4 separate regions of the Homo sapiens genome follow, and all the other regions are linked to region 4. A link is a loop called in an ENCODE intact Hi-C map of the cell type or tissue named here. Cell type or tissue: PC-3. All regions are shown on one strand. Links, peaks and the distances in the headings refer to the core of each region. The heading gives the core; the rest is flanking DNA.

Evidence for each region. A loop is a pair of places that touch in the nucleus more often than their neighbours do. Peaks named below come from ENCODE experiments on the same cell type or tissue, not always from the same donor. Only the 100,000 strongest peaks of a DNase experiment are listed, where the experiment ranks them.
Region 1: it touches region 4 in a loop (5-fold over the local background); 4 of 110 quality-filtered maps call a loop at or near these places.
Region 2: a loop joins it to region 4, with 6 times the contacts of the local background. A loop is called at or near these places in 2 of 110 quality-filtered maps.
Region 3: it touches region 4 in a loop (4-fold over the local background); 3 of 110 quality-filtered maps call a loop at or near these places.

Annotation. Positions count from the first base shown.
Region 1 is chr14:55,736,210-55,744,025 of GRCh38, forward strand. No RefSeq gene overlaps it. Among named protein-coding and RNA genes, the nearest start is that of LINC00520, 57 kb to the right of the region's middle. In PC-3, for the core only: no CTCF peak of the experiment used is centred there; no DNase peak of the experiment used is centred there.
Region 2 is chr14:55,749,147-55,756,962 of GRCh38, forward strand. No RefSeq gene overlaps it. Among named protein-coding and RNA genes, the nearest start is that of LINC00520, 44 kb to the right of the region's middle. RefSeq lists enhancers at 3,325-3,940, 3,942-4,493, 4,494-5,044. In PC-3, for the core only: no CTCF peak of the experiment used is centred there; DNase peaks (open chromatin) are centred at 4,065 and 5,515; H3K4me3 peaks cover 617 bases; H3K27ac peaks cover 1,042 bases.
Region 3 is chr14:55,727,209-55,735,024 of GRCh38, forward strand. No RefSeq gene overlaps it. Among named protein-coding and RNA genes, the nearest start is that of LINC00520, 66 kb to the right of the region's middle. In PC-3, for the core only: CTCF peaks have their summits at 4,884 (motif pointing right) and 5,101; a DNase peak (open chromatin) is centred at 4,873.
Region 4 is chr14:55,829,021-55,836,836 of GRCh38, forward strand. No RefSeq gene overlaps it. Among named protein-coding and RNA genes, the nearest start is that of LINC00520, 36 kb to the left of the region's middle. RefSeq lists an enhancer at 3,031-3,325. In PC-3, for the core only: no CTCF peak of the experiment used is centred there; a DNase peak (open chromatin) is centred at 3,221; H3K4me3 peaks cover 1,803 bases; H3K27ac peaks cover 3,010 bases.

The DNA of each region.
Region 1 (7,816 bases), core at 1,366-6,365, 93 kb before region 4:
ATCTTAAGGTTGTTTCTTATGGCAGTTAGCCACTGATAGGGTTTGGCTGTGTTCTCACCTAAATCTCATCTTGAATTGTAGTTCCCATAATCCCCACATGCCATGGGTGGGGCCCAGTGGGAGGTAGTTTAATCATAGAGCGGTTACCCTCATGCTGTTCTTGTGATAGTGAGTAAGTTCTCACAAGATCTGATGGTTTTATAAGGGGCTACCCCCCTCACTTGGCTCTCATTCTTCTCTCTCCTGCTGCCATGTGAAGAAAGACATGTTTGCTTCCCCTTCTTCCATGATTGTAAGTTTTCTGAGGCCTCCCCAGCCATGCTGAACTGTGAGTCTATTAAACCTCTTTCCTTTATAAATTACCCAGTCTCAGGTATGTCTTATTAGCAGGTATGTCTTATTAGCAGACTAATACATACATTTTGATTTATGTATTAAAATGATGTGGCCAAAGAGATGTTACATAGACTGAGTAATAGTTTTCAAACTATTAAGAAGATAAATTCTTTTTCCTTCCCCCAGATGGAAGCTTCAGCAGCAGGAGTCAGGCCCCACACTCTCCTGCTCCTGGTTGTTCTGTGATGGGATATGATGAGCCACCCTGACTCGTATAGATTTAATAGAAGTTCCAGAAGGAAAGAATATCAACTAGTGCTTTTCAAATTTTAATGTGCATATGGTTCACCTAGGTGTCTCATTGAGTTCTTGATTCTGATTCCATAGGTCTTGAGAGGTGCCAGCTATTTTGCATTTCTAACAAGCTTCCAGGTGGTGAAGCCACACCTGGTCCATACATCACATTTTGAGTAGAAAGAGAGAATGAGGAAGAGGCAATATTCAAAGAGAGAATGGCAGAGAAGCTCCCAGAGTTCAATATGCCAGAGTTTACTCTTTGTCTGTTTTCTTCTGTGTTCTTATTTCCTAAGTAAGTAGACACTTAACTTCAAACAGATGACTATGTTTCAACAGACTGGGGGCTTTGGCTCAATTTCATGTCCCTGCAAGTCACTTTGGCCATCTCAGTCACTCAGTCACATTTATGCACACATGCACACACACAGAAGTGATTGTGGAAGCCCAATGCACAATGATTTTTTTTGGCGCGTTTCCATATTTTATGATCCTCTTTGCAAAGATGCCCGTTCAAGTGCAACACACCATTTCATCTCCATGCCTACTCCTTTGTGGTCACAGATCTAGTGATTCTGGACCTCACTGGACTCTGTGATCCCTGGACAAAAGAACACCTAGAAAGCTTGGGTGTGGGGCTGACCCTGAGGCTCTCAGCCTAGACCACATGGAGTTAGAATGGGATTGGAACTACCCCAGCTTGGTGGGAATCCCCTGGAACTGAGAAGGCGAAGAGCTGCCCCTGTCAGCAATGCTGTGCCCACCCAGGCTCTTCTCCAAAGGTGGTGTTCCTCTGCTCTAAGACCATGGTGACAGCAAACAGGGATAAGAAAGGTATCAGCACTAGGGCTGGAACCTATGGAGTCCTCAGCTTTCCCAAGCAGATTTTATGCCGGAGGAAGTCCAGTGTAAATGTCATTTGCTTTACATGCTGGATTGGAAAATAGACAACTTGTGTGTCTTATACAGTGGAACTTGAATTTCAGAGGTGAAAGAGATGCATAAAAAACCTTTACAAAGTTGTAAAAGGTTTTTATTTAAACCGGTACTTCCCATTCTCACAAATGACGAGTGTACTATGGCAGAGTCTAAATTTTCTTCTTTAGGTGAACCTAAAAATTTTTGCTAGCCTATATAATTTGTATGTCCACAATTATCTATCTATCTATCTATCTATCTATCTATCTATCTATCTATCTATCATCTATCTCTATCTATATTTTATTTTTTATAAATAGAGACAGGGTCTCACCATATTGGCCAGGCTGGTCTCAAACTCCTGGGCTCAAGTGATCAATTGCCTTTGCCTCCCAAAGGGCTGGGATTATAGGCATAAGCCACTGTACCTGACCCAATCTTTTTTGCTAAAATATATCTTGCAGTGCCCATGAAAGAATATGTTCAGAATTCATCTCTAAAATGGATACTGGTTTTACCTTCATCCTACCAACAGAATGTATTGTGACTAGAGCTACCTCCCATCTCTTGGGGCAGCAAGTGGGGCCTAATAGCTTTATAAGATATAAACATAATTAAACATTAATGGCTAATATTATTGAGTAGTTACTGTGTGGCAGGCATTGTTGTAAGGGCTTTATGGTTTTTTTTTTTTTCTTGAGATGGAGTCTCCTTTCACCCAGGCTGGAGTGCTGTGGCGCGATCTCGGCTCACTGCAAGCTCCGCCTCCCGGGTTCATGCCATTCTCCTGCCTCACCCTCCCGAGTAGCTGGGACTACAGGTGCCCGCTACCACCCCTGGCTAATTTTGTTTTTGTATTTTTAGTAGAGACAAGGTTTCACTGTGTTAGCCAGGATGGTCTCGATCTCCTGACCTTGTGATCCGCCCGCCTCGGCCTCCCAAAGTGTTGGGATTACAGGCGTGAGCCAGCGCCCCCAGCCTTTATGGGTCTTAACTCATTTTCTCCTAATACAGTCTCCCACAGTGTAGCTACAGTTATGACTCCCATTTTCTGGAAGAGGAACCTGAGGCACAGGGTGGTTAGGTAATTTTCCCAGGGCACAAGGAGTAAGTAGTAGAGTCAGGATTTGAACCAAGCAGTCTGACTCAATAGACCATAAGCATAATGGCTATACTGTGTGTTGGCATAGCAGAGCATAACTTTTCTCCTACCTTACCAGAAAATGAGCACACTGGAAGCCTCTGTTTAAGCCTGGACTTTGGCTGTCCAATGTGGTGGCCCCATGTGGCTACTGAGCACTTGAAATGTGCCTAGTACAAATTGAGATGTGTGGTAGGAGTAAAATACATACTGGATTTTGAAGACAGCATGAGAGAAAGAATGCAAAAGATCACTTTTATAATTATTTCATATTGATTAAGTGCTGAAATGATAATATTTTAGATATGTTGAGATGAATAAACTATATCCTTATAATTAATTTCACTCTTTTTACTTTTTAAAATGTAGCTTCTAAAAAATTAAAAATTCCATGTATGACTTGTCTTTGTGGTCAGCATTTCTATTTGAACAGCGCTGGCCTTGGCAGTTTGCTCATTCATTTGTTCACTCATTCATTCAGCATGTGTTGGCAACCAATAGGTGCCAAAAGAAGCTAGACTCTGAGGATACAGCAGTTAACAAGACCAATTTGATTCTTGTTGTCAAGTAGCTCAATATTCCAGAAGGGTGGGTGGGAAAAGGAGGTCTTAAAGACCCTAAGAAATAATTATGTAAGTAGTTAATTAACATCATTATTAAGTGTTCAAAGAGGGAAGGGGGTAGCTAGGAGAGATTGTACTAAGGGCATCTAACCCCTGGGGGCCATTCAGTAAATGTTATCCATTCAATAAATATTTGTTGAGGGAATAAATGAATCTGGGGGATTAGAGGAGCTTTCCTGAGGAAATAACTTTCAGATAGAATTCTGCAGAGATGGGAGAGAGTCAGGTGAAATATTGGCAGCTTCTCCTGTGATCGCAGGCCCTGCTGTGTGGGTGGCTTTGTCTACTCTCCCTTTATATCACAGATAGTTGTCTCTGGTTGGGTTTGGGTCTGCCCATTTTGATGCGGTGGGTAGAGGCATGGGGAGTTGTGTTCCTTGGTATGAAGAAGGGTGGTCTCAGCCACTGGGGGCATCCTAGGGAGATGGGCAGGAGGGAGGTCACCTTCCCTTCCCTCCTCCAGCATCGCGCAGTGCCCAGCCCCTGGGGCCTCCCACAAGGAGGCTGTGTATTGCCTCCTTTCCCTTTCCTCCTGCTCCTACTAGGTTTGCCTCTGCAGCATTTTCCTTTGTTGCACAATCCATTTGACAGGTTTTTATTTTGTTGTTGTTTCTGCCCAGTGTAAATGAGATCTCCAGTAGGGAGAATGACTTTTAAATCTTTTGTGACCCTGGAGTACAAAATGTTCCCAATTCCTTCCCCTGAGCAATTTTTATTTCTGTGGCAAGTCACAATAGAGTGCTTATTTTTGTCAATAACAATTGGGCAGCAGGAGAGGTGGGAGAGGCTGGCCCCATGAAGCTGGGTGGCTGGAGTTTGCTGCTGGTAATGGTAACTAGCCTGAAGTGGGAGGGAGCTGGGAGCTGGAGCTGGGCTGGGGACAGAGGGCAGCTGTGGGCAGCTAGGGAGGAATGTGGGCACCCGCCCTTGGGCCCCTGTGCAGACCCCGGGGAGTTGATCTTGGATCAGCCTCCTCTGGATTTTTGCAGACACGATCCCAGGTTGCCAAGTTACCCAATGAGCCAGAAAGCAATAAAACCACCCTAACCCAGCTGGGGGTGGATTTTGCTTGGTTCAGAGCCTATCTCGCCTGGATCTTATATTGGACTTACACAAAGGGATTTACTCCAGGATGGGTAACTATTTTGGCAGGAAAATCAGGCACTGTGCCCTAAACATACTGGGACTTAATAAATATTTGTTAAGTCAGTGAATACAAATTTGCAGTAAGGAATACCATTTTCAGTTAATTCAGGGCAGTTGGGCTGCCCTGAATGAGGTCTCAGCTGGGCTGGTTGTCTCAGCAGTCTTTTCCTGATCTAAGATTCTGCAGTTCTCTGAAACTTGCCTGGTCAGGGACAGGCTTCTGACCTGGAGGTGGGTTACGGTCCAGGATTTGTGCCTACCTAGAGGTCACTGTTTCTTCCTTACAGCAGGGTGTCTCGACCTCGGCACTGTGGACATTTGGGGCTAGAGAACTCTTTGTGGCAGGGGCTGTCCTGTGCACTGTGGGAGGTTAAGCAGCATCCCCAGCCTCTACCTACGAGATCTAGTGGCACCTCCCTCCACGCTCCAAGTGGTGAGAAGCAAAGATGCCTCTCTGTCTTGCCCAGTGTGCCCTGGGAGATGGGGGCAGGGGACAAAATTGTCTGTGTCTGAGAACCACTGGTCTACAGGAGTAAAGGGAGACCGTGTGCGGATGATACCAGGAAGTACATAATTGCAGGCCGTTTCTGTGCGATATATATCATATGGCATGGAGGGTGTGTGGATTTATCTTCCCAAGCACTGTATTTAGCACACATTAAAACTGCCTGCTCTGTCTTAGTGCCCACTTGTTGGGGTGGGAGGCCTGGGGGAAGGAGGAGGGCTCCTGCAGCACAGCAAGGCCCAGGAGGTGGTTCACTGCACACGGACAATGCCCAGCACACTGCATCGTCCTCTGTCCACAGCTCCCTCCTCTATTCCTTGGGGATGGCAGCAGTTCTAGACACTGTATGTCCACTGAAATCACCTGGGAGGCTTTTCAGGACTTCGGTTTAATTGGTAGCAGCTAGCACCTGAGCATCTCTCCCTCTTTCTTTTTTCTTTTCCTTCCTTCCTTCCTTCCTTCCTTCCTTCCTTCCTTCCTTCCTTCCTTCCCTCCCTCCCTCCCTCCCTCCTTCCTTCCCTCCCTCCCTCCTTCCTTCCTTCTCTCTCTTTCTCTCCTTCTTTCTTTCTCTTCCTTTCTTTTTTTTTTTTTTTTTGACTGAATCTCACTCTGTCGCCCAGGTTGGACTGCATCTCAGCTCACTGCAACCTCCACCTCCTGGGTTTAAATGATTGTCCTGCCTCAGCCTCCTGAGTAGTTGAGACTACAGGTGTGCACCACCACGTCCCGCTAATTTTTGTATTTTTTGGTAGGGACAGGGTTTCACCATGTTGGCCAGGCTGGTCTCAAACTCCTGACCTCAAGTGATCCGCCTGCCTTGGGCTCCCAAAGTGTTGGGATTACAGGCGTGAGCCATCGCACCCGACCGCATCTATATTTTTTCTGAAGCCGCTCAGGTGACCCATCTGTGCAGCTGTCCCGCTGAGAGTCCCTGGTGTGACAAAGAGCCTGGGCTTTGCGATCGGGCACCCCTGGCTATAGTCCCAGCTGGCCAAACTTCTCTGAGGTTACTTGTTGATGAAACTGGGAATAATAATTGCTCCCTCCCAAGCTGTAGTGATAGGTGAAGGAGGTAATGTTTCAAGGAAGCTCTTATTGTGAGGTGCCTAATAAGTGCTTATTAATGCCCTTCTCCTTTCAGGCCGTCCTTCCCGTAGCCACATCCTTCCCTCCTGGTCTCATTCCCTCTGGCTCCGAGCTGGGTCTCCAGGCGCTCTTTTGGGATCTCCATGTGGCTGATGTGGGGTTGTCTCTCTTGACTCCCTGTGGAGCCTCTTCTGTTTTCTGCACCTGGAAAGAACCAGTTTCTGCACACTTTTGAGGCCCTAGGCCACAGCAGGGCTCAGAGGGATTTTCCAGGTACTTCTAGCAAAGCTGACCTGAGGGGCCAGCAGTGAGTGCCAGGGCAACACAGGAAACACATTCCTGGCTAGGGGTATGTCTCCATTTGTCCTACTATTTGTGTGTGTGTGTGTGTGTGTGTGTGTGTGTGAATAGGGAGTGTGTAGGTGGGGCAAAGTAAGCCTGGGTCACACTTAGTAAGCCTGGGTCACAGGGGTCAGCTGAAGGTGACACGAAGAGGAGAGGTTCTGTTCATTCTGTCACTCACTTATCCTTTTATTTTTTTTTTAAATGGCCCACTGCAGATGCAGGCCCCCGGAGTTAGAACAATGCTTTGGTTATGTTGAGTTAGGGAGTGATAAATATCCTTGAGAAGAATGCTCTTGTGTAGGCCTGTAGGTCTTGGGGCTACTGACCCAACACAGTGTTTAACCAGGGGCAACGGGTTCCTGTGGACATCTGGCCTGAGCCCGCAGTTAAACCTACCCCCTCACCACTTTATTGAGCAGAAATTCGTAGTCATGGGTGTATTCACATGGAGCCGAAGTAGCCCTGTAAATTAGCACAGAAGTTAAAACCTCACCCAATTATTTCCCTAGTTCATTCTCTTCCCTTGGATTGCAGTGCTTGTCAAATATAGGAAGTGAATGTTCTTCCATGGTTTACCGGAAAAAGTCATCCTGGCAGGCAATTTTTTTAAACTGGAAACTCTGGGTAGATTCTTGGACTTTGCCTAATACTAATAAGAAACCTAGTATGAACATTTTATTTGACCAGTGTTCTGAACCAGGGGTGATTTTTGCCTTCCAGAGGACATTTGGCAACGCCTGGGAACACTTTTGGTTGTCACAACTAGGGGAGGATGCTACTGGTTTCTTAGAGAGTAGAGGCCAGGATTGCTGCTAAACACCCCATAATGCACAGGACAGCTCCCCACAATGAAAAATTAGCCCAAAATGTCAATAGGGTTGAGGTTGAAAAATCCTGTTAGAGAAGCAAGTGTCCAGTGCTGGCACTGGGATGTGAATTCCAGGCGCTTCTGTCCAGCTAAACCCCAGCTCTCCCCTGCTGGAACAGCTCGCTTGGCTTGGTGATGGTAATGGTTGGGTCTGGGCACACTCAGCCAAATGATGACGATAACTGTGTTCATGATTGTATTTCATTAGTACCTATTCGTGCTGAGTCCAGAGCTGGGCCCCCTACAGATATTATCTCGCTGAATATGCCAGCATCACAGCCCTGAATGATGTAGATGAGGGAGTAGCACCTCAGGCAAGTGAAATTGCCTGGCTGCGGCCACACAGCCAGTAAGCTAAGGAATCCAGGTTGGTACCCACACCCCTTCCCTCTAGAGCATAGGTTGCCTATTATCCACATAACCAAGGGAAAAGGCAGTGGCTAAGCAGCTGCGTTATTTATTAATTTTTTCATTTTTAATTTTTTTGAGACAGAGTCTTGCTCTGTCACCCAGGCTGGAGTGCAGTGGCACAATCATGGCTTGCTGCAGCCTCA
Region 2 (7,816 bases), core at 1,556-6,555, 79 kb before region 4:
TGGGAGATCAAGTACCTTAGCGTGGGTTTCCCCTGGAGCAACCCTGAAACAAGGAATTGAGTGTGAGTGGCTTATTTGGGAGGTAATTCAAGGAAACACTGGTAGGGGAGTGGGGAAGTCAGATAGGGAAGGGAGTGAAACAATAAAGGGTTTGTTATCAAGCAAGTTCCCCTGGGAGCAACTCCAGCTTAATCCTGCCTGGGATTCTGAAAGACAGGGTAGGCCATGTGCCTCAGGTTTATCCCACTGAGAGGCATGGTGGGGGGTCTAGGCTATTTACCCATCAACTCTTGGCAGTCATTGGCTGAGGGTCTGCTGGGTAGGGAGGTAAAGTGTACATCCCTGGCATTCTCTGCTTGTCCTGCAAAGTGGGCTCTGCAGGCCAGAGCAAGCCCTCAGGCATTGAGTAAGAGGAGTTGGCAATTGGAGTCTGACATTGCACAAGCACCTGGTGTTTACTGCCTCTCACCAGCATTCTTACAAACATGGGAAGAAAGTAAAGATGCCAGGCAGCCCCAAATGATCAATACCCATCACAGGTGTCTTGTGAAATCTTGTCAAGCAGACAGCAACACTGTGGGGGAGGCTGCAGCCCACACAGACCTGGGGTGCTTGCAGCAACTGACTCGCTTTTAGGAAATGCAGCTGTGCAGGCCCCATGGTGTCTTGTGGCTTCCTATGTATCCTCTCATCTCTTATGGGACCATAATCTTCTCAAAGGCAGAAAGCACCTTCAACATTTTAAATTCCCTTACCTCTTACCAACTGCACTCTTTACAATGCTCGGCACATAGCAGTCACTAATACTTTAAAAATTAAGTTCAGTGTTTTCATAAATACCATAATTTTTACTTCATAGAGGTTGATGAAAAACTAGAATTGTTCATATTTAGAAGGACCCCGTAAGTCAAGCAGAGCACACCGTGTCCACGCCAAATCCCCTTTGATAGCATCCTTGTTGTGACCGGTGGTCACAGGTATTGTCCAAGGACTTCCAGGGGGCAGTGTGGTGTCATGGTGAAGAGTGGGGCTCGGTGGGTGGCCTGCCTGCCTTTGAATCCTGGCTGAGCAATTTATGCATAGTCTCGGGCAAGGTGTGCAATGTTCTTTAGCCTTAGTATTTTTCTCCACAAAATGGGGATAATTGCAGTGTCTGCTTACATAAGGCCGTAAGCGTTAAATAGAAAAAACAGATATAAACATAAGTCCATATACAAATAATATGCATACATATATATTTATATATCTATACCCGCATCTATATAAATACAGATATTTAGCACAGAGCAAATAACAAACATTCCGTCCCCAAGGTGGCTGTTATTATTCCAGAGACAAGTTATTCCATCCTCCTGAAGGTGGACTTTCTTATTTGGGAATAGCTGCTATTGTTAGCAAGTGCATCAATATATCAAGCCCAGATCTTTCAATATATCAAGCCCAGATCTTTTGTCCACACAAGGGTTCAATCTTCAAACTGTGTTTTAAATTTCACTCTCCCAAAGAAATAATTTTTAGTTTTATTTCATTTTTAATTGACAAATAATATTGTATACATTTATGAGTATAAAGTAATATTTCCATACATGAATACATTGTGGAATGATCAAATCAGAGTAACTAGCATATCCATTACCTCAAATATTTATCATTTCTTTGTGTTGAGAACATTTGAAATCCTCTCTTCTAGCTATTTTGAAATATACAAGACATTATTATTAACTGTAGTCACCGTGACATGCAGTAGATCACCAGTACTTATTCTGCTTGTCTGAAACTTTGTACCCATTGACTGATGTCTCCCCTTTCCCTGTTCAGCCCCCCTCCCACCCCAGCCTCTGGCAACCACCATTCTCCTCTCTACTTCTATGAGTCTGACTTCTTACGATTCCACATTTAAGTGAGATAATGCAAGATTTGTCTCTCTGTGCCTGGCTTATTTCACTTAACATAATGTCCTCTAGTTTCATCCATATTGTTGTAAATGACAGAATTCCCTGTTTTTTTTTTTTAAAGCTAAATAGTATTCTACTGTGTCTCTCTACCACACTGAATAATCCATTCATCTGTGGAGAGACTCTTAGGTTTGTTTCCACACCTTGGCTGTTGTGAATAGTGCTGCAGTGAACATGGGCGTGCAGATGTCCCTTTGGCATATTGATTTGTTTCCCAAAGGAATAATTTTTAAACATGTGTTGATCTTGTTTTGCCTTCTGAAACTACAGAGGATAATTCTTTTTCATTTGCATGATTTTCTTTTTCTTCTTCTTTTTTTTTTTTTTTGAGACAGTGTCTCGCTGCAATGTGATGCCCAGGCCGGAGTGCAATGGCGTGATCTTGGCTCACTGCAACCTCTGCTTCCCAGGTTCAAGCAATTCTCTTGCTTCAGCCTCCTAAGTAGCTGGGATTACAGGCACCTGCCACACGCCCTACTAATTTTTGTATTTTTAGTAGAGATGGGGTTTCACCATATTGGCCAGGCTGATCTCAAACTCCTGACCTCAAGTGATCCACCTCCCTCGGCCTCCCAAAGCGCTGGGATTACAGGCGTAAGCCTTGCGCCCAGCCATGATTTGGATTCTAATAAGAAAAGTGTGTTGTCACTCCTAAGTGTGTTTCCCAAAGTGTCTTCTGAAAATGCTACACTCCAGAGGATAAAAGTCACAATACCCACTTGTACCTTAAGGGCTCTGAGGAGTCCTGCAATAAATTGTTCCTAAAACTATCTTGAAGAATGTGACATCTTTTAATATCCCTGCAGTTCCTTGGCATGGATTTTGATTTGTTTGCTCTCTTTTCACCAACGTTCTTGATGTTGGCCACAAATACTACAGACATTGAAAATAAGTGTTTTTCTTTTTCACAAAAACATAATTTAATACTTTTTTTTTGGAAAGAAGTTAAAAAACTTCTTTTTCCACATCTTCCTCTTGCTCTTTTCAGAAGGGCATTTTCTACTGTCTGCACAATTGGAAAGAAACAAGAAGGGGACACAAAAAAAGCCTGCTCTCTCTGCACCTTTTTCTGCCCCTCATGTGGAAAACTCAGGTTTCTTAAATACCAGCTGCTCCCACCCCCAGCAGCTAGAGGTCATGGAGGAATTCCACATAGTACTAAGCTTGCTGCTCTTTCCCCATTACCACTGCCCTTGGAGAGTGGTTTTCCCACATTGTGAGCATAAAAAATTAAAACTCAAAAAGGCGGGCATCTTTTCACCAGAACCTTTTCCTCTGCACCCTCTTCTCAGTGCTCCTAAATCATCAGCTCTGGAGAGGAGTATCTGCTCCTTTCATAAAAGGAGCAACTGGGCTCCTCACCCAAGCCAGTAGTTTCATAAATACCATAAATTCAGTGTTTTCGTAAATACCATAATTTTTACTTTATATAGGTTGATGAAAAACTAGAATCGTTCATATTTAGAAGGACCCCATAAGTCAAGCAGGGCACAACTTGTCCATGCCAAACCCCCTTTGATAGCATTCTTGTCGTAACTGGTGGTCACAGCTATTGTCCAAGGACTTCCAGGGGGGAGTGTGGTGTCTGATGTTTTCACAGCAGAGCATGGCGGCTGGGTTCCAAGAGGGAATGTTCTAAACGTACCTTGAGAGAAAGCTCAGTTCCAGGATTTGAATGACAATGGCTGCTCCTCATTGTTTCTGCCCTGATCAAGGCGCTCCTTTTACAGGCAAACCATGTAATTAGGTTTGAGGGACAGTGCCTTGGGGAAGCACAGAGCCACAGGACCTCAGTGCTGGAAGGAGACCTGGAGATCACCAAGCCTAGACTTTCCCTTTTACAAATGAAACAGCTGCAGCCCAGAGAGGTGACGTGCTTTGACCCAAGCTGCAAAGCAGAGATGGCTTCTTCCTCTTGCTCCAAAGATATGATTCTTTACTTTCCTTTCTGCTGTTCTGTGGGTGGGGGTTATGGGGAGGAGGGGAGGGCATATGGTTTCACAAGTCTGATTTTTACCTTTCCCCCACTTGCAGCCAAGAAATGTATTGCTGTGCTTAAGATCTCTTTCATTCATTCGATAAACATTTATTAAGTGCTTACTGGGTGTCAGGCATTGTGCCAGGGCATTCTTTCACTGCGTTTGTTAAACAAACATGATTTATTTCTCTCTGAAGCTGGTACAATGAGGCCTCAGGCTAGTTGCTATATGCACAAAAGCATACCAGTTTGTATATTCTGCTTCCTGGCACCAGACACTTTGGCCCCAGTCACCAAAGAACCCCACTGGTGTTTCCAGCTCCTTGGTATCTCTTGAACCCAGACAGTCCATGTCTGAGGCCTCTGAATTAAAGCTTTACAGAGATGACCCACAGAATCTTTGTGTACCTGTCTCCTTGCAGAGGATAAGAGGTGGCCTCTTCCTTGAACACCCTGGTGGTAGTGTGGCCCAAGGGTGGCACACTTGTGCCAGCCCCCCCCTCCACAGTGCACGAGGCTTGGCTAAGCTAATTGGGGCTGTCTCTCAAATTCTTAAATTTGGCTTAAATTTGGTTGGGCGCGGCTCACACCTGTAATCCCAGCCCTTTGGGAGGCTGAGGTGGGTGAATTACTTGAACCGGGGAGTTTGAGACCAGCCTGGGCAACATGGCAAACCCCATCTCTACAAAAAATACAAAAACTAGCCAGGCGTAGTGGTGTGTGCCTGTGGTCCCAGCTACTAGGGAGGCTGAAGTGGGAGAATGGTTTAAGCCTGTGAGGCAGAGGTTGCAATAAGCTGAGAGTTTGCCACTGCACTCCAGCCGGGGTGAAAAATACATAAATAAATAAATCATACTTAAATTCAATAATTATTCACTAAGCACCTTCTATATGCCATTCTCAGGTCTAGGTACTTGTAGGTATCATTGAACAGAACAGGCCAAAATCTCTGCCCTTGTGGAATGCACCTAAGAACTGGCTGGCACCTCCCTGTGGATTCACTGGTAACTAAATCCAGAGAATAAATGACACATAAGACAGGCCCCAGAGGCTACTTACCAGGATGGAGTAAGGAAGTGATAATGAGGGCTTCCAGAGGAATAAACTTTTTCCACCGCCCAGGCTTTCTGGGCCCTGACTTTGCTGTGCTCTCAAGCAGCTATTGCCCATGTCTTTCCTTATAATTGAGAGCTCTGATCTCTGGACACTCCTGCAGCTATGGGCAGTGGAGGCTGTGCGAGGACCCTTACCTCCATCATTCAACCTGCAGAGAAGAGGGCTCTGTGGTGACTGGGGACAAGGTATCCAACTTATTTCTGCCATTGACCTGGTGGACAGAGTCTAGAAGGATGTTCCACTAACACTGTGGAACTCAGAAGTATTAAAACTCAGTATTTCCCTGCCCCATCAAGTCAGAAGACTGAAGAAGCAGCTGTTCCATTACAGCCAAGGTTTTCAAAGTGTGGTCCTTGGACCAGCAGCCTCAGCATCAACTGGTGTGTGTTACGTATTCTTGCTTAACAAGTTACTCTAAAACTTAGTGACTTAAACAACAAACATTTCTTCTCTCACAGTTTCTGTGGCTCAGGAATCTGGGCATGGCTTAGCTGGGAGCCTCAGGCTCAAGATGTCTCATGAGGTTGCTGTCAAGCTATCGGCAGGGGTGGAGATCTCATCTGAAGGCTTGACTCAGTTTGGGGAGGAGATCCACTTCCAAGTTCATGCATGTGGTTGTTGTTGGGCCTCAGTTTCTCATGGCATGAGCCTCTACATATGTCTGTCTTATAGCATGGCTTCCCACAGGGCAAGCGTTCAGAGAGGGTGAGAAAGCACATGAGATGGAAGCTACAGTCTTTGGAGAACATATGCTTAGAACTGACATTCCATTACTTCTGCCATATTCTATGCGTTAGAAGTAAGTAAGTTCAGTCTGCATCAGGGAAGGCTGATGTAGGAGTGCGGATGATTGCGTGCCTTATGCAAGAGGCTTATTTTAGAGCTGCCTACCATACCTGGAAACTTATTAGACATACAAATTGTTGGACCCCATTCCAGACCTACTGAATCAGAAACTCTGAGAGTGGGGCCCGGGAATGTGTGTTCTACACTCCTTCTGGGTGATTCTGATGCATGCTTAAGTTTGATAGCCATTGGCTTAGAGTAGGGGATTGGTGAACTTCATTTTAGGCACCAGGGGCCCCTACTATCTCTGCCTCAGCTACTCAGCTCTGCCACATAGAGGAAAAGTAGTTATGGACCATATGTAAATATTGGATATGGCTATGTTCTAATACGACTTTACAAAAAGAGGCAGTGGATGGGATTTGGGCCCCCAGGCTATAGTTTGTCCACCCATGCTTGAGAGTAGCAGGGACTTTTTATGTGATCAGCATTAGATGGTGTTACCTCCGTATTTTTTTTTCTTTTTAAATCAGGCAAAGCTGTTTTCTCTGTTTCCTTCCAGAATAGTCTGAGATAATTCTGACTCCCCAGCTCCTGAGAGATTACCAAGACTCAGAAAAAAGGATTGTGCATATGCTTGAGTTTTCTGACGTGTTTTTTTGTGGCTGCCAGTAAATCGCAAGCTCTTTGAGATAGTGTATGATGGAGGCTACGAATATGGGCTTTGGAGATAGACAGATGTGAGTTTGAAATCTGGTTCTACCGGCACTGTGAACATGGTGACTTAGCCTCTTTGTGCCTCAGTCTCGTCATCTGTAAAATAGAGCTGATGCTAGCCTGCACCCCACACAGTTATAAGCAGTTGTTCTAATTACCTACTGTCAGGTGACCAATCACCAAATTTAGTGGCTTAAAGCAACAACAGTTGGGCAGGTCTTCCGCTCCAGTGGTGTCATCGGTGGCTGCAGTCATCTGTAGGCTGGGTGGCGGTACATCCAAGGCAGTGTCCTTTGTCACTCACATGGCTGCCAGTTGGTGCTGGCTGTCAGGAGCACCTTGCTGTCTTCCACATGGCCTCTCTCTGTGGCTTGATGTTTTCACAGCAGAGCATGTGCACCTCTTGGGTTCCAAGAGGGAATGTTCTAAGCACAGACAAGTCTTGGGAGCTGCACAGGATCACTTCTGCAGCCACTGTCAGGACTAGTTCAGATCCCAGGAAAAAAAAAAATTGCTGCCATCTTTAAGCCACTCCAGGAGTAAATGAAAGTAACCACAAGAAGTGCTTGTCTCATGCCTGGGCTACAACAGAAAATAAATGCTAAGTACTTACATTAGGAAGCAGAAACTCTCTTGCCTGGTTCTTTGTGTCCTGTCCATGAGGGCTTATTGCTATTCAGTCAACAAGTGTTTCTTCAGGGCCTGCTGGATATCTCTGGAAGGTCACCAGTAGGATTCCTCTCCTCTCTACACTCTTTAATGATGTAGTCAGTTTCCTACACGGGTTATCATGACACTTTGGTTTCCTGAGAGCCCTGTAGGCCTAGCACTCTCCATTCAGAAGCTACCTGCCCTTCAACAAGCCCAGGGAGAAAAGAGGTGGGTTGGACTAGAGGGACGCTCTGAGATGATTTGATTGGAACAAGGGTCTTGTCCCCTCTCAGCTGCTGAGATAAGGATTCTCAGCCACAGAAAAGGACAGTCTGTGGGTAGACAGAGGGTCAAAGAGGACTGTCAAAGAGAGGAAATGCCCTCTTATGCTAATTCTCCATAATGGAGACTCCTTTGAAATCCGCCCCTTTGTTAGAAGCCCTTGGGGAGGGGAAGTGCTGACTACTTAATTCCCACTAGGACACATCTTTTGGACAATAAGCAGCCCCCAAATTTCACAGCATAAGAAAATGAAGCTTGTATTTGGAAAGTTTATTCTAACTGGGTGTGAAGGCCTATCTCAAGCTAGAATAAAGTAATAGTTGCCAAAAAA
Region 3 (7,816 bases), core at 1,413-6,412, 100 kb before region 4:
ACAATGGTGGAACTAATTGACACTCCCACCAACAGTGTAAAAGTGTTCCTATTTCTCCACATCCTCTCCAGCACCTGTTGTTTCCTGACTTTTTAATGATCGCCATTCTAACTGGTGTGAGATGGTATCTCATTGTGGTTTTGATTTGCATTTCTCTGATGGCCAGTGATGATGAGCATTTTTTCATGTGTCTGTTGGCTGCATAAATGTCTTTTTTTGAGAAGTGTCTGTTCATATCCTTTGCCCACTTTTTGATGGGGTTTTTTTTTTCTTGTAAATTTGTTTAAGTTCATTGTAGATTCTGGATATTAGCCCTTCATCAGATGGGTAGATTGCAAAAAATTTTCTCCCATTCTGTAGGTTTCCTGTTCACTCTGATGGTAGTTTCTTTTGCTGTGCAGAAGCTCTTTAGTTTAATTAGATCCCATTTGTCTATTTTGGCTTTTGTTGCCATTGCTTTTGGTGTTTTAGTCATGAAGTCCTTGCCCATGCCTATGGCCTGAATGGTATTGGTTTTCTTCTAGGGTTTTTATGGTTTTAGGTCTAACATTTGTCTTTAATCCATCTTGAATTAATTTTTGTATAAGGTGTAAGGAAAGGATCCAGTTTCAGCTTTCTACTTATGGCTAGCCAGTTTTCCCAGCACCATTTATTAAATAGGGAATCCTTTCCACATTTCTTGTCAGGTTTGTCAAAGATCAGATGGTTGTAGATGTGTGGTGTTATTTCTGAGGCCTCTGTTCTGTTCCATTGGTCTATATCTCTGTTTTGGTACCAGTATCATTCTGTTTTGGTTACTGTAGCCTTGTAGTATAGTTTGAAGTCAGGTAGCGTGATGCCTCCAGCTTTGTTCTTTTGGCTTAGGATTGTCTTGGCAATATGGGCTCTTTTTTGGTTCCATATGAACTTTAAACATATTACCCTTTTAATATATTGCTGGATTCTCTTTGTTAAGGTTTTGCTGGGTTTTAAGTCATTGGTATTTAGGTTTTCTGAAAAGAACTGGAAAGCTTTATTTCTTTCTCTATGCTCTGAAACAGGTAGCATTGGAATGATCAGTTCCTTGAAAATTTAGAAGGATTCATCCATGGATCCACTTATGTTAGGTGTTTTTTTTTTTTTTTTTTGCAGGGGCAACTATTTGCAACTTATACAATTGCTATCAAAGTTATCGATCATTCTTTTCCTATATTACTTCTTTGAATTTTGATAAATATTTCCCTAGAAAATTTTTATCTAGGCTTTCAAATTTATTAACATAGAGCTCTACACCATATTCTTTTATTATGGTTTTATACAACTTTATTTTTAATGTCTGCATAATATTCCATAGGTGGATATGCCATAATTCATAAATGTAAAAACAGTTTTACATTTTACTAGTAATTTTAAGTAGTGGTTGGCTGGTAAATGAAGGCAGTTTTTCCTTCTTGAGTTCTACTGGCAACCCTGCCCTGTGTGATCTTGTTGAGAGGAGGATAACAAAAGGATATGGCCTTTGGGTTCAAATCTTGGCTCTGCCACTTGGTACCTTGGGGGAAATAAATTAATCTCTCTATACTTTAGTTTTCTCTTCTGGAGAAAGGATAATGATAGTAATTTCTGTCTCAGCAAGGGTTTAGTACAAGAAACTAAAACTCTTCTAGGTGTTTTAGCAGAAAGGGATTTAATACAAGGAACTATATACTTACACAGTTGCTGAAAGGGCTGGAGGAGCAGTGATTCCCTATCACAGAACTGACGTACTAGGGGAGCTGTACCTCTGAAGCCAGCACGATGGGAACTGGTGAGTTTAAAAACACAGCTGAAATGTTGTATTGCTACTGGTTCTGCTTTAAATGCCCAGGAAGCTGGAGAAGGACTGCAGTCCTGCTGCAGAAAAGGATCACATCTCCACACCCTTGCTTGCCAGAATGAAATTTCTAAAAGGGGCAAGAAGTGGCCTCTGCCTCATTTTCACCTTCCCAAACTCATGCAAATACTTATAACTTATGAAACCTAATCTATATGCAAAGCCTGAGCTCCAAAGGAATTTGGGAAATAGTTTTCAGCTTTCTAGTATGGAGGATGATCAAGCCAATCCACAATATCTGCTATAATGCCTTCCATGAGATTGTTGTGAAGATGAAATAAAATAATTCATGTGAGTACCTGGTAAAGAGTGATGCAGTAAATGCTATTTATTGTCGTTTATAGAGAGCAAGGCATGTGCCAGGGACTGAGCTTATTTACTAGGGATGGAAAAATTAATAATGTTTCTTTGCTGTCCTCAAAATATTTCCAGTATAAAGAGGGTAGGAATTAAATAATTATATTACAACCAAAAAAAGTGCTATGGGAAGGCAGGGGACAGGGTAACTTGGTTGGCAGTGTGTGTTAATTCGCTTACTTATTCATGAGAAAGCATATTTGCTGGCATAACTCACTGTACTGACCAGGCCTATTGCTTGGTGCTGGGATGTAGAACTGAACCAGACAAATGTCTCTGCCTTGTGATGCCCTATGTGTTCTCAGTGGGGAGTGATGACTGGGGGGAAGTCAGAAGGAAAGGCTTCACAGAGGAGGAAACATATGGGCTGGCTCTTTAAGGATGAAGAACATTTTAGGCAGAGAAGGGAAAGAAGGCAAGTACAGACTTACAAAGAATTTTAGTTCTTGGCTTAGGGCAGCATTTCCCAAAGTGTGTTCCATAGAACACTAGTCCCCAGAGTGGCTCCTCGAAGGGATGGTTCTGCAGTAAGTCACCATCTAGGGGTCATGATGATGATTAGCTCATTAAAATGTTGACAAGACTTACAGTAAAATGCTATTAACTTTTTAACTCAATGTTTATTATATTTTTTGTCACAAAAACCTTCTTTGATGGAATATCTATTAGTATAGAATACACTCTGCAAAACATAAACCCAAGGTGATCAACCGCTTCATTCTACAGCTGGCAAAATGGGGCACAGGCAGGCTAAGGGTCACACCATTGGATTATAAGCTGAAAGAAGTCAGGGACCATGTTTCTCTCCAGCAACTTTTTTTTTTTTATTATTAAGGAATTAACCTAGTACATGGCACTAGACTGTTAGGGATGAAGAATTGATGAATTAATGAAAAACTAATCTAGAAGAGAACTCAGATATCTCAACTTTCGGGCCTATGTTTTTATTAATATATACCTTTCAGCCAATGGGAAGACATTCTCCCCACAAGGGTTATGTACAGCCTTTTCCCTTTGAGGTAGTGTTGCCTGATAAAATTTAGGGTGCACGCAATATTTGGACATATTTATACCCCAAAATTATTCATTATCTATCTGCTGTTCAAATTTAACTGGCATTCCATATTTTTATTTGCAACATTTGGCAACCCTACTCTTGGGGAAACAGTATGGAAATCTTTCTACCTGCTAATGTTACTTGTTAATCACCTTAAAAAGCCATTTATAAACAGACTTGTATTTTGCTTTCCAGTATATCACAGGGTCAATCCTTTTAAGTGGGTCTAAGAAGATAAACTGATTATGTTCACCTTAGTTTCTTTCAAGTTCCTGCTGAGAGAAAAAGCTTTTGTGTAAACAGGGAAGTGACAAAGCATTTGTTTCATCAGCCTGCACCCTAGCACATGTGAGAGGGTGCCAGTAAATTCTTCCAGCCTGGGCAGCCCTTTATAATCCACAGGAGAAGCACAGACTGAGATAGTAAGAGATATGTGAAGGAACAGGGAAGACAATTTCCTAAGTAATGAGGCTGTTTAGACCTTGCAGAGGAAGGACACTGCTATTATACACCCTAAGCCAGGTCTGTGTTTCCAAAAGGTGATACTCTTAGCCACAATTTTTTGAGTTTGGACCAGATGATTCCTTCATTTTGTGCAGTGCAGACCTGGATATAGATAATAAATTGTAATGCCCTTAAAAGCTTTCTTGTTCCCCATCCATCTTTGTCCTGCCTCACAAAGATGTACTGAGACCTCTCACAAACCATCCATTGTGACTTTGCCAGGGGATCCTGATCTTAAGACAATTAAACAATTAAAAAAGATCAGTTAAAAAAAAATCCTTCTTCTCTGCTCCTTATGCTGTTGGCTGCTTAAGCTGTTTGCTTTCATCCTCAGCTCTTGTGTGAATTATACATGTTTTTGTAAACTCAAACTTAAAACCCAGTATGTCTTTAGATAGCTTTTTGCACTGCACCCTTTAATGTGGGTTATTTTTCACATGCACTGGGGTGATTTTGCTTGTGCATAGAAGGGCGGTGGCTTGCTTCAAGTATCGGTTAATTGCACTTACATTCATTGGTTTGTTCCTGTTACAAACAGAAAAGAAAAAAGAAAAAAAACAAAACCCAACCAAACCAACCAAAGAAACACAAAACATTATGTACCAGGAACTGTGTGTAAGGCCCAGGTGAAACAGAGATACATAAAGCACAGTCCTTAAGGAATGGAAACGTTAAACAAATACTTACAATTCAATGTGATAAGTCAGTAGAGGTGACATTAGTACAGAGGTGCTGCACAGAGGGGCAGAAGGAATAACTCCACCTGTGGGAGACGGAGGGGGAATAAAGAGCTGCACAGGGATTTATGAGCTGAATCCTGAGGCATAAATAGGCATTTTCTCACTGCACAGATTGCAGATGGGAACTCATGCAAAGGCAAGGAAATATGAAGCTGTGTAATTTGTGTTCAGTGAGAGACTTCCACAGGTTAAAGATGGCCCACTGGGACCCAGAAAGAAAACAGCATAACTCCTTTTCTGTATTTATTTTTATGTAAAAAATCTTTACTAATATTTAGTATATGATTTACAGTTGGGCATATGTAATTTATCAGTTAAGTATAGCTGTGTGGTGAGTTGCATGCTCAAAAATGCTTTACCAAAAGGGGGCGCCCATGATCAAACTAATTTGGCTACTACTGCTGGAGTGGCAGAATTGGGGGTCCAATTCAGGCCGGCAACAGTGCCAAAGGAGTCCAGATAATTATGTTTCTTGTAGTCCAGGGTATCTCAAAGTATGGTCCACATATATGTACCTACAATGCTTGCTAAAGAAAAGTGAATTCCCAGGCCTATCCCACATCAATAAAATCAGTATTTCTCAGGAAGAGGGTCTGGGAATTTGTGTGTTTGACAAATTCACCAGGTGATGCTTATGGTCTTAGTCTGCTCAGGCTGCCATAACAAAGTACCACAGACTGGGTGGCATAAACAACAGACATCTATTTTTTCAGTTCTGGAAGCTGAAAGTCCAAGATCAAGGTTCCTGCAAGGCTCAGTTCCTGGTGGGGGCTCTCCTCTGGCTGGCAGATGGCCACCTTCTCGCTGTGTCCTCATATATTGGGGAGAGAAGCTCTACCCAGACTGGAGTTCAGTGGTGCAATCTCAGCTCACTGCAACCTCTGCTTCCCAGGTTCAGGCGATTCTCATGCCTCAGCCTCTGGAGTAGTTGGGATTACAGGCACATGCCACCACGCTTGGCTAATTTTTGTATTTTTTGTGGAGACAGAGTTTCACCATGTTGGCCAGGCTGGTTTCAAACTCCTGACCTCAAGTGATCTGCCTTCCTTGACCTCCCAAAGAGTTGGGATTATAGACCTGAGCCACGGCTCCTGGCCTCTTCCTCTTCTTATAAGGACACAAGTTCTATTGGATCAGGGCCCCACCCTTATGATTCATTTAACTTTAATCCCCTCCTTAAAGGCCTTATCTCCGAAACAATCACATGGGGGAATTTAGAGCATCAATATGTGAATTTGAGGGGGGCAGGGCAGGACACAATTCAGTCCATAGCACTTATGTTCACTGAAGTTTGAGGACCACTGCTCTAGTCTAACCAACAAAGAAACAGTAAAACCCGTGATAGCTTCTGATGGTAAGCTCCTTTGTTTCTGAGTCTGCACCGAGAGGATGAGCTAGAGAAACATGGGATTTCCAGCTCCCTGCCTTGCCTTTCAGACCAGCATTGTCCACTAGAAACATAATGGTAGCCACAAATGTGAGCCACATGTGTAATTTAAAGTTTTCTATCAGCCACAATGGAAAAATGTTTAATGAGACTGTGACATCAGTAAGAAACAGGTGAAATTACTTTTTAATAAGTAGTTAATCTATTATATCCAAAATATTATCATTTCAACATAAAATCAACATAAAAGATTATGAGTAAGATATTTTACATTTTTTGTATGAAATCTTTGAAATTCTGTGTCATATTTTATACTTCTATTTTAGCACAGCTTAATGTAAACTAGCGAGATCTCAAACACTTAGTGGCCACATGTGGCTACTGGCTACTGTGTTGGACAGGCAGTGCTAGACTATCCCAAGCTAGACTATTCTGCTTTGAAGAAGCAAAACAGACCAGGTGTGTTGTGTAACATGCTGTATAAGTACCGTTGTTTCTAAGAAAGGCTTTATGATTATGATTAGTCCTGAAACGTTTTTGTTAACATGACTCTCCTCTAACCAGAAGTTTAAGATGTCAAGTTTAAGCAGAGAACAGAAGCTGACGGCTCATCCTAGCAGCTGAAGAAATTGTCACCGTTCAATGTTCTCTTTACCATTTACATAAGAAATCACAAGCTGCCAGCCAGGGCTGGCTGATGCCTGAGCCATGCTGACTTGATGATGGTTTTCCCTTAAATTAAAACTGAGCTGCATTTGATTTATCACCCAGAGCTGTCACTTCTCACCTCCAGTGAACCTTTCCTAAAACCACAATAAATGTCACTTCAAAGGTTCAGAACTGGATTTCAATGGTGAAGAGCATATTCATCCTAAAACAGGCTCCTTGAAACAAAACAGGGTTTGCCATCAGTGTTGGGAATGGGGAGAGGATATGGAGACACTCCCCTGAATTTTGTATAATGAAGAAAGCATTTGGCTGATCATGAACTTTACCCATATCCACAAGATCAAGTTTGGGATCCCCAGGGGCAAAGGGTGTGTTATTGGTGCTGAGCTCCGTCTTGGGAGCCACTAGAGCCCAAGAGCTTCTAGTTACTTTTGAGACAAGAAATTCTTGTTTAGTTGGAGGAACTTGGGGGCATTTGGTTAGAGAAGAGAAAGTTTGGTGAAGAGGGCATGACACATCACCCTCATGTATTTGAGAGCTTCTTGGAAGAAGAATTAGACCCATTCTACATAGTCAACAGGGCAGAATTAGAACATATCTTTAGTTCAAGATAAATAAGACATTTTTAATGAGATTGTGACATCAGTAATAAGACACAGACATCAGATTGTGCTTCCGTATGGAAATATTTGTTGAGTACCTACTTTGGGTCAAGCACTGTTATTTATATTATTTTAATGAAATTTCATAACATTTCTGTAAGGTAGGCATTATTAGCTCTTTTTCATAGATGATGAAATTGAGGCTCAAGGATGTTAAGCACCTCCCAGAATAGGTGCTTTGAGTTGGAGGGAGGTCTCCCAGTCACTGAGCCTGTTGAAGCAGAGGGTGCAACACCATCTGTATGAGCTGGGAGGTGTCAGCCATCTTGATAAGCTAATAACTGCTACTCTTTACTTGTGCTTGTTTTGTGATAAAAGATATTACAAATTTTGATTTATGTATTAAAGTGACATGGCCAAAGAGATATTACATAGACTAGTTTTCAAACTATTAAGAAGAGAAATTCTTTTTCCTTCCTGCAGATGGAAGCTTCAGCAGCAGGAGCCAGGCCCCACACTCTCCTGCTCCCAGTTGGTCTGTGGTGGGATATGGTGAGGCTCAGCTGTTTGCTGGTCACTTCCCCTGGTGACCAGTTAGTATCCCAGAGGAATCACAGATAATAGAGTGATGTGAAATGAACTTAAAAA
Region 4 (7,816 bases), core at 1,134-6,133:
CATCACTGGCAAGTAGGACCTGGAACCCAGGAATCCTGATTCTTTGTCCAGAGCTTTTTCTGCTCTTTCACAAAACACCATCTTGCCTTCTTAGAAGAGTGTGAAGAATTTGGAGAGATTTCACTGATCGTGGTGACACAGAGGTTAGAAGGTAAGCGCTATGAGGGAAGAAAAAAGCAGAAATTATGTGGAAAAGAGAAAGACAAAGTATGAATGATCATGATCTTTATTAAAGTTTGAGGTAACTGTAATTAAAATGCGGATGGACTGTTAGGGATTCTGATAGATTATAAAGAAGAATTGGAGAGAAGGATGTATTTTTTGATTGTCAGTAGAGTGGGTTATAAAGGGTCACAGCTGATATTTACAATAGGTAACCATGGTGTCAGGAAGGTGGCTTGAAGTAGACCTTCAAGGAAAGTGATAGTATACCCTTTGAAAGTAACTTGCTCAGGTCACAGAGCTATAATTGGCCACTCTGAGCCAGATAGAACCTGCGTGCTCTATCTCACAGGACTATCTGAAATACCTCTCAGAACTGTCCATCTGGGGAAAGAAAAAAGGGAACATCTATCTGTTGGTTTATTTGCCCTATGGTCAAGTGTTGCTCTGCAAAGTGTTAATTCCCCTGCGCTTCTGGGTTGCTCTTATCTGAATCCATCCTTCCTGGCTAGTCCCAGGGTGGGACATGAAAAGCTTGTAGAGGAGAGGTGCTATCAGGTCATGCCTGCTTGAGCTGGTCAAAACCTAGACAGAACTGGTCACTGAGGATGGATAAGAGGTGAGGCAGGGAAGATTAGGAGTTGTGTACAAGAAATATTCTATATATTTGAACTAGAATGCAAATCTGGCTGGTTCCAGACAGAACATCCTGTGCAGCTGAGACTTCTTTTATTTCTAAAGACTTTTCAATGTATATTTCCTCCAAAGCTTATATTCTTTTCATCATAGCCCACGGGGTAGGCTGCCATGATTGTTCCTGCTTGAGTCACATGATACCTCTAGAACAATCACTGTGGCCAGGGAGGCATGTTCTATAAAATGACCGCTGCTCTCTTTAAAATCATGTTTGGAGCTTAGCGAAAGGTACATTTCTCAGAAGACAAAACAGTGGATGTCTCTTGTGATAGCAAATAATAATAATAGTTATCAAAACCTCTGATTCAAAGGCTCATGGTGCTTTCAGTTTTACTTAAAGCTCAGTTTTCATAGGAACTCGGTGAGATAGGTAGAAAATATTTCATACAAGAGATAAAGAAGATCGGTGCCTCTTTGGAAAAAAGCCTCTAAAATATTTGTGGGATCTCCCTGGTCTCTCCCCTCTACTAAGTGCACAGAGAAAGAACACCTTGAGTATTGCATCCAGAAGGCTAGGCAGAGTTGGTATTATTTGAAGCAAATTGGAAAGGAATTTCAGAGATAAAGACTTAAGAATAGTTTTAATGGCTTTATTCCACAACAGCCTTCCAACATAGATTCAATTCAGTGTTGCCCAGTGGATTACAAATTTGAATGAAACTCAAAGGAATCATTCCACTAAATGGATTGAGACATTCTAGCCAAAGGATGTGGGCTTATTGCAGAGTCCCCTTGCCATGGGTGGAATGGCAGAGCATGCCATTTCTGAGCTTTCTCTACCTGGCACCTTTGTTCATCACACTTAGAACTTCTTTGGTTGGTGAGATGTGGACACTCAAAATCCTCTGGCCTGTTTTAATTGGACCTTTAATTTCATTCTTTGTCCTGGTTAATTTTGCTAAATAAACCAAGGCAAGCAGGTGGCTTCATGTGGTTACTATTGTTACTATTAAAAGCTATGATTAAGACAGCTCTGCACACCTAGTTTTAAACTCAGGCCTGACTATCCTACTTTCCTAACTCCATCCCAAATCCTTTGTAAGACTTATTTATTTATTTTTATTTATGTATTTTTTTTTTGTAAAACAAACAGGATGGACAGCTGCACTCAAATTTGTATTTTGGATAGATTCACATCATTTTCTCAAGTAAAAAGCACATGCTTTCAGTACATTTTCTTTTTTTCTCCCTTTTTTCCCCCTGGTGCTGGAGTTCATAGAATTCTAATTCACATAAGTTTTAATATTTCACCCAGCTGGACTGTGTGTTAGGGGCTAAGTTTTCCTTTCCCCTCATCTCAACATTTGTCTTTGACTCCTCCATTTGCATCTCTGTCTCTCTGGATTTTTCTTTCTCTATTCAGGCCTTTCTCCATAAATTTTCCTGTAGAACATAAAGGAAAAGACAAATTCCTGATTTGACTTTCGGTGCTGGGGTATTGTCAGAGACATTTGAACCAGAGTGATTGCATCCTGAATAGGGGTAAAATGAGTCTGAGACCTACTGGGCTGCATTCCCAGGAGGTTGGGCATTCTGTCACAGGATGAGATAGGATATTGGCACAAGGTACAGGTCTCAAAGACCTTGCTGATGAAACAGAGTGGGGTAAAGAAGTCGGCCAAAATCCACCAAAACCAAGATGGTGATGAAAGTGACCTCTGGTCATCCTCTTTGATCATTATATGCTAATTACAATGCCTTAGCATGCTAAAAGACACTCCCACCAGTGCCATGACAGTTTACAAATGCCATGGCAACGTCAGGAATTGACCCTATATGGTCTAAAAAGGGGAGTAATCCTCAGTTCTGGGATTTGCCCAACCTTTTCCCAGAAAACTCATGAATAATCCACTCCTTGTTTGACATATAATCAAGGAAAAAGCATAAAAATAGCCAATCAGCAGCCCTCAGGGCTGCTCCATGGAGTATCCATTCTTTTATTCCTTTACTTTCCTCATAAACTAACTCTCACTTTACTGTATGGATTCAACCTGAATTCTTTGTTGCATGAGATTCAAGAACCCTCTCTTGGGGTCTGGATTGGGACCTCTTTCCAGTAACAGTATGAAGGTGGGGGAAAAAGGCCCCATCTCAGAATAAAGAAATAATAAATAAGGGATAGATGGTAAGAAATTCTGGAATTCTGGGGGTAGGTTTTGGAAATTTTTTCCCTAGAAGAGGGTAAGGATCAGCATGTTGAAGCCAGCTCCAACTCCAAGTTCAGTAATGTCATTTTGATAACTTGAAATTGGCCATAGTGAAAGTACACCACCCAAATTGACATACATTACAGGTCTCTCTGGAATGCTGATTGTTAAACATTTACTAATGAATCATAGGCATTTCCATAGAGTGTGTTTGCGTTATTACAGCTAGGAGGCCTGGGTTATGTTTTCCTAGTAGACTTTATGTAAAAAGCCCATTTGTTCCATTGCCCCTCCCCATATCAGGTTCATTGGGTGAGGTGCCAAAGGCTTTGTACCAGGTGTCTGGAAGGTAGTGTTCCGATCCAAGCTGCTCTTCTGCCTGGAACTGTCTTCCTCAGGTAACAGCTTGGCTCTCATTGCTTCCTCCTTCTCTTCCAGTCTTTATCAAAAGCCACCATCTCAGTGAGGTCTTTCCTGACCACCCATTTGTCCCTGCAACATGTTCATCACTGCACATCCTGTCCCACTTTCTCTGGGCTTTTCCACGTCCTCTATCATTTTCTAACTATATACTTCATACTATATACTATATTATGTTTATTTTGCATCTCTCCTTCTGGAATTAAGCTCCTCAGCCTCAGAAATCTTTGTTTGCCCACTGGTATATCCCAAGCACCTAGAACAGTGTTCAGCACACAGTACATTCTGAATAAATATTTGTTGAATGAATCAAATAAATAATCCTATCTCTAAACAAACTGGTATTACAATTTGGTGAAAGGTATAGAATGGCAACTCTAGTCTTCTAATCTGCAAAATAATGATGTATTTTGTTTTATTTAAGGGGATTTTTTTTTTTTTTGCTAGAATCAAGTGAGATAATATACAGGAAAGCAGTACTTTAAAATACAAAGAACTTTGTCAAAGTAAAAGGCGTTTGTACTGAATGTAATTGGTTTCTCATAAAAAATAGCCACATTATCTGAACTCTAATTTGATGTTCCTTCAGAGGGTATTACCTCCAGAAGGAAGAAAGGGAGGAAGAAAGGAAGGAAGTGGGAAAGAAAGGAAAGTTAAAGAATAGCAAGAAACAGAATAGGCTGCCCCAGACTGAGCCTGCTCTTGTTAATGTACTACTATTAGGACGATACTATTTTTAAAATGAGGGTTGAAACTGCCCCTCATGCTTGGCTAATGACATGGTTACATCATAAAAAAGTCATTCTTCTCTGGCAATAAAATGCTACTCTTTTAAAATCAAGGGATTCTTATAGAGTAAGAAAAAAATCAGTTGCTTACTGATACCTGGAAAATTAAATTCATTTCACATGGGAGGAAACTTTGCCTTCCAAAGAGCTATTTCTGCATTAGAAGAGAGACTGATTGTGGAGTTCTATGTATTTATGAGATACCTGTGGCACAAAACACTCAGTTGTAATGTGGTTTCATAGAAAAATTATGAAGTAAGTTGCCAAGGAGAACCAAAATCCATCCATCCATCCATCCATCCATCCATCCATCCATCCATCCATCCATCATGGCTAATGTCATGGACTCTAATTCAGAATTTTGGATGTGAATTTTACCTCCATTACTTAATAGCTGTATGATCTTGGGCATGTCTTCTTCACGTAATTTCCTCATCCATAAAATTGGAATAATATTAGTTCTCACCTCATAGGATTGGTCTGTGGATTAAATGAGCTAATATACATAAAGCTCTTAAATAGAGCCTGATATATAATAAGGACTATGTAGGCATTAACTATAACTAATTTAGCCAATATTTATAGAAACCCCACTAGGCGCTTGGTAAAATGAGGCTGAGACTTACTTGGCTGCATTCTCAGATGGTTGAGGCATTCTAAATCACAGGGTGAGACAGGATGTCAGCACAAGATACAAGTCATAAAGACCTTGCTGATAAAACAAGTTGCAGTAAAAAAGCCAGCCAAAACCCACCCAAACCAAGATGACGAGACTGACCTCTGGTTGTCCTAATGACTATACTCCCACCAGCTCCATGACAGTTTACAAATGCCATAGCAACGTCAGGAAGTTACCCTATATGTTCTAAAAAGTGGACCCATGAATAATCCATGTGTTTTTTAGCATATAATCAAGAAATAACCCTAAAAATGGGCAAACAGTAGTCCTCAGGGCTTGTCTATGGAGTAGCCATTCTTTTATTCTTCTACTTTCTTAATAAACTTGCTTTCACTTTACTCTGTGGACTTGCCCTGAATTCTTTCTTGCACAAGATCCAAGAACCCTCTTGGAGTCTGAATTAGGACTCCTTTCCTGTAACAAAGCTATTACTTATAAGTGGCATTTGAAGTGCAGGGCAGTCTTGTGGGGTGGATCCCTCAACCTGCTACTCCAGATAGATAGATAGTGCCAGGTTTGAACTGAATTAGATGACACCCAGCTGGTGTCTGCTGAATTGGTTGGTGTTTGTGGAAAAATCTCACACATGTCGTATCAAAAGTATTGTGTTGAGTGGTGTGTGAGAGTAGGACGTTTTGGTTTTTCCTATCTTTTAACCATCTGAGAATGCAGCCCAGTAGGTTTCAGCCTCATTTTACACAGCTCCTATTCAAGATGGACTTGCTCTGATTCAGACACCTCTGACAGCTTGTCATCTAGTCTCTTGACCTACCAGTTATATATCAGGGTTTCCACAACTGCCTCCTTGGTTTCAATTAATTAGAGCAGCTCACAGAAGTCAGGGAAACACTTGCATTTACCCATTTATTACAAAGGATATTTTGAAGGATACAGATGAACAGCCAGATGGAAGAGATGCATAGGGCAAAGCATATGGGATGGGATTCAGAGCTTCCATACCCTCTGTGGCAGGCTACCCTCAAGGAACTTCCATGTGTTCAGTTATCTAGAAGTCACCAACCTAGTCTTTTTGGGTTTTTATGGGGGCTTCATTATATAGGCATGGTTGATTACATCATTTGACATTGGTGATCAACTTAACCTTCAACCCCTCTCCCTTTCCTTGAGGTTGGTGGGGTGGAGATGAAAGTCCCAACCCTCCAATCCTGTCTTGGTCTTTCCCATGGCCAACTCCCACCCTGAAGCTATCTAGGGGCTGCCAGGTGCCAGTCATCTCTTTAACATACAAAAGATACTCTTATTACACTGAAGATTCCAAGGGTTTTAGAAGCTGTGTGCCAGTATATATGTGTGTGTGTGTATATACACACACACACTATATATATATATATATACACACATATATGTGTGTGTGTGTATATACACACACACTATATATATATATATATATATATACACATATATATATATCTTATCATAAATCACAGTGTCATAGTACTAGGCACACCTTTCCCTATCATTATTCATTTGTGAGAACAATTTTAATAGTTGCATAAGTATTCTGCAAAATATATATGGATATACCTTAGTGCAGTGCTTCTCAAATTAGTCTGCATTAGAATCACTTGGACGCTTGTTAAAGCAGATTGCTGGAAGTTTCTGATTGAGTAGACCTGAGACACTTCCTAAGGATTTGTGGGGTTTTTTTTTGTTTGTTTGGTTTTTTTTTTTTTTTTTGAGATGGAGTCTCACTCTCTCACCCAGGCTGGAGTGCAATGGCGTGATCTCGGCTCACTACAACCTCCACCTCCCAGGTTCAAGCGATTCTCCTTCCTCAGCCTACTGAGTAGAGGGGATTACAGGTGCGCAGCACCATACATGGCTAATTTTTGTATTTTATTTTAGTAGAGATGGGGTTTCTCCAAGTCGACCAGGCTGGTCTCAAATTCCTGGCCTCAGGTGATCTGCCTGCCTCGGCCTCCCAATGTGCTGGAATTATAGGTGTGAGCCACCTCACCTGTTCAGAATTTGCATTTCTAACAAATTCCTGAATGCTGCTGATATTTTCCTTTGGGGGCCATACTTTGAAAACCACATCTTAGTCTATTTAACCAATTTAGTATATTTAACTGTTTTTTGAATAGTTTGTTTACGAGGTGTAACTCTGCCTAGGAAACCTCTGGGCAATCAGAATTCTTATCAGTCACTGACAGGTAAGTGTGAGTGAGTTTATTAGCTTAATGAGGACTATAAATCAATCTCCGAGATTCCTATATCAGATACACCTCAGGCAGCGCTGTAGAACCTTATAGCCTCACCTGTACCTTATTTTGTCCCCTATCCTGGGGATTAGTAGTCATCAGGGAGAGGTCAGACCAGCTTCATGCAGGTGCAAGGAGCCCAGCCATGATTCACCTCAGGCCCTCACTCCTACATCTCTGAACACCCACCACAGAGCTTCTCTCTTGATGCCTCAGTGTGGGATTCCTTGGGTATCCACTAGGCTTTCAGGTTGTACCATTCAGGGCAGTTAATGCCCCACCCCTCATGTTGGCAAACTCCACAGTGCATCCCTCCTTGTTTTATCCTCCCTCCATCCATCTGCCTAGAATCACACTTCCCAACAAAGTGTTCTCTTTTAAGTCTTGGTCTCAGGCTCTGCTTTCTAGGACACTGGGTTGGTTAACCCCTTTCAGTGCAAAATGTACATGCTATGCCACTTTCTTCCATGTTTTCTTAGTGAGGGAAAGGCAGAAAGCAAGAGTTCTTAAGTTGGGATAGGTGAATCAGGCTTCAGGAAGTCTGTGAACTCTCTAAAATCATACACGAAATTGTGTGTTTGCATGTATTTTTCATTTTTTTCTGGGAGAATCCACTGCATTCAATAGGTCATCAAAGCAAATAACCAAGAAGTGATAGAAAAGGGAGAAGAAACAAAAGGAAAAATTTAAGATCTAAGGCAA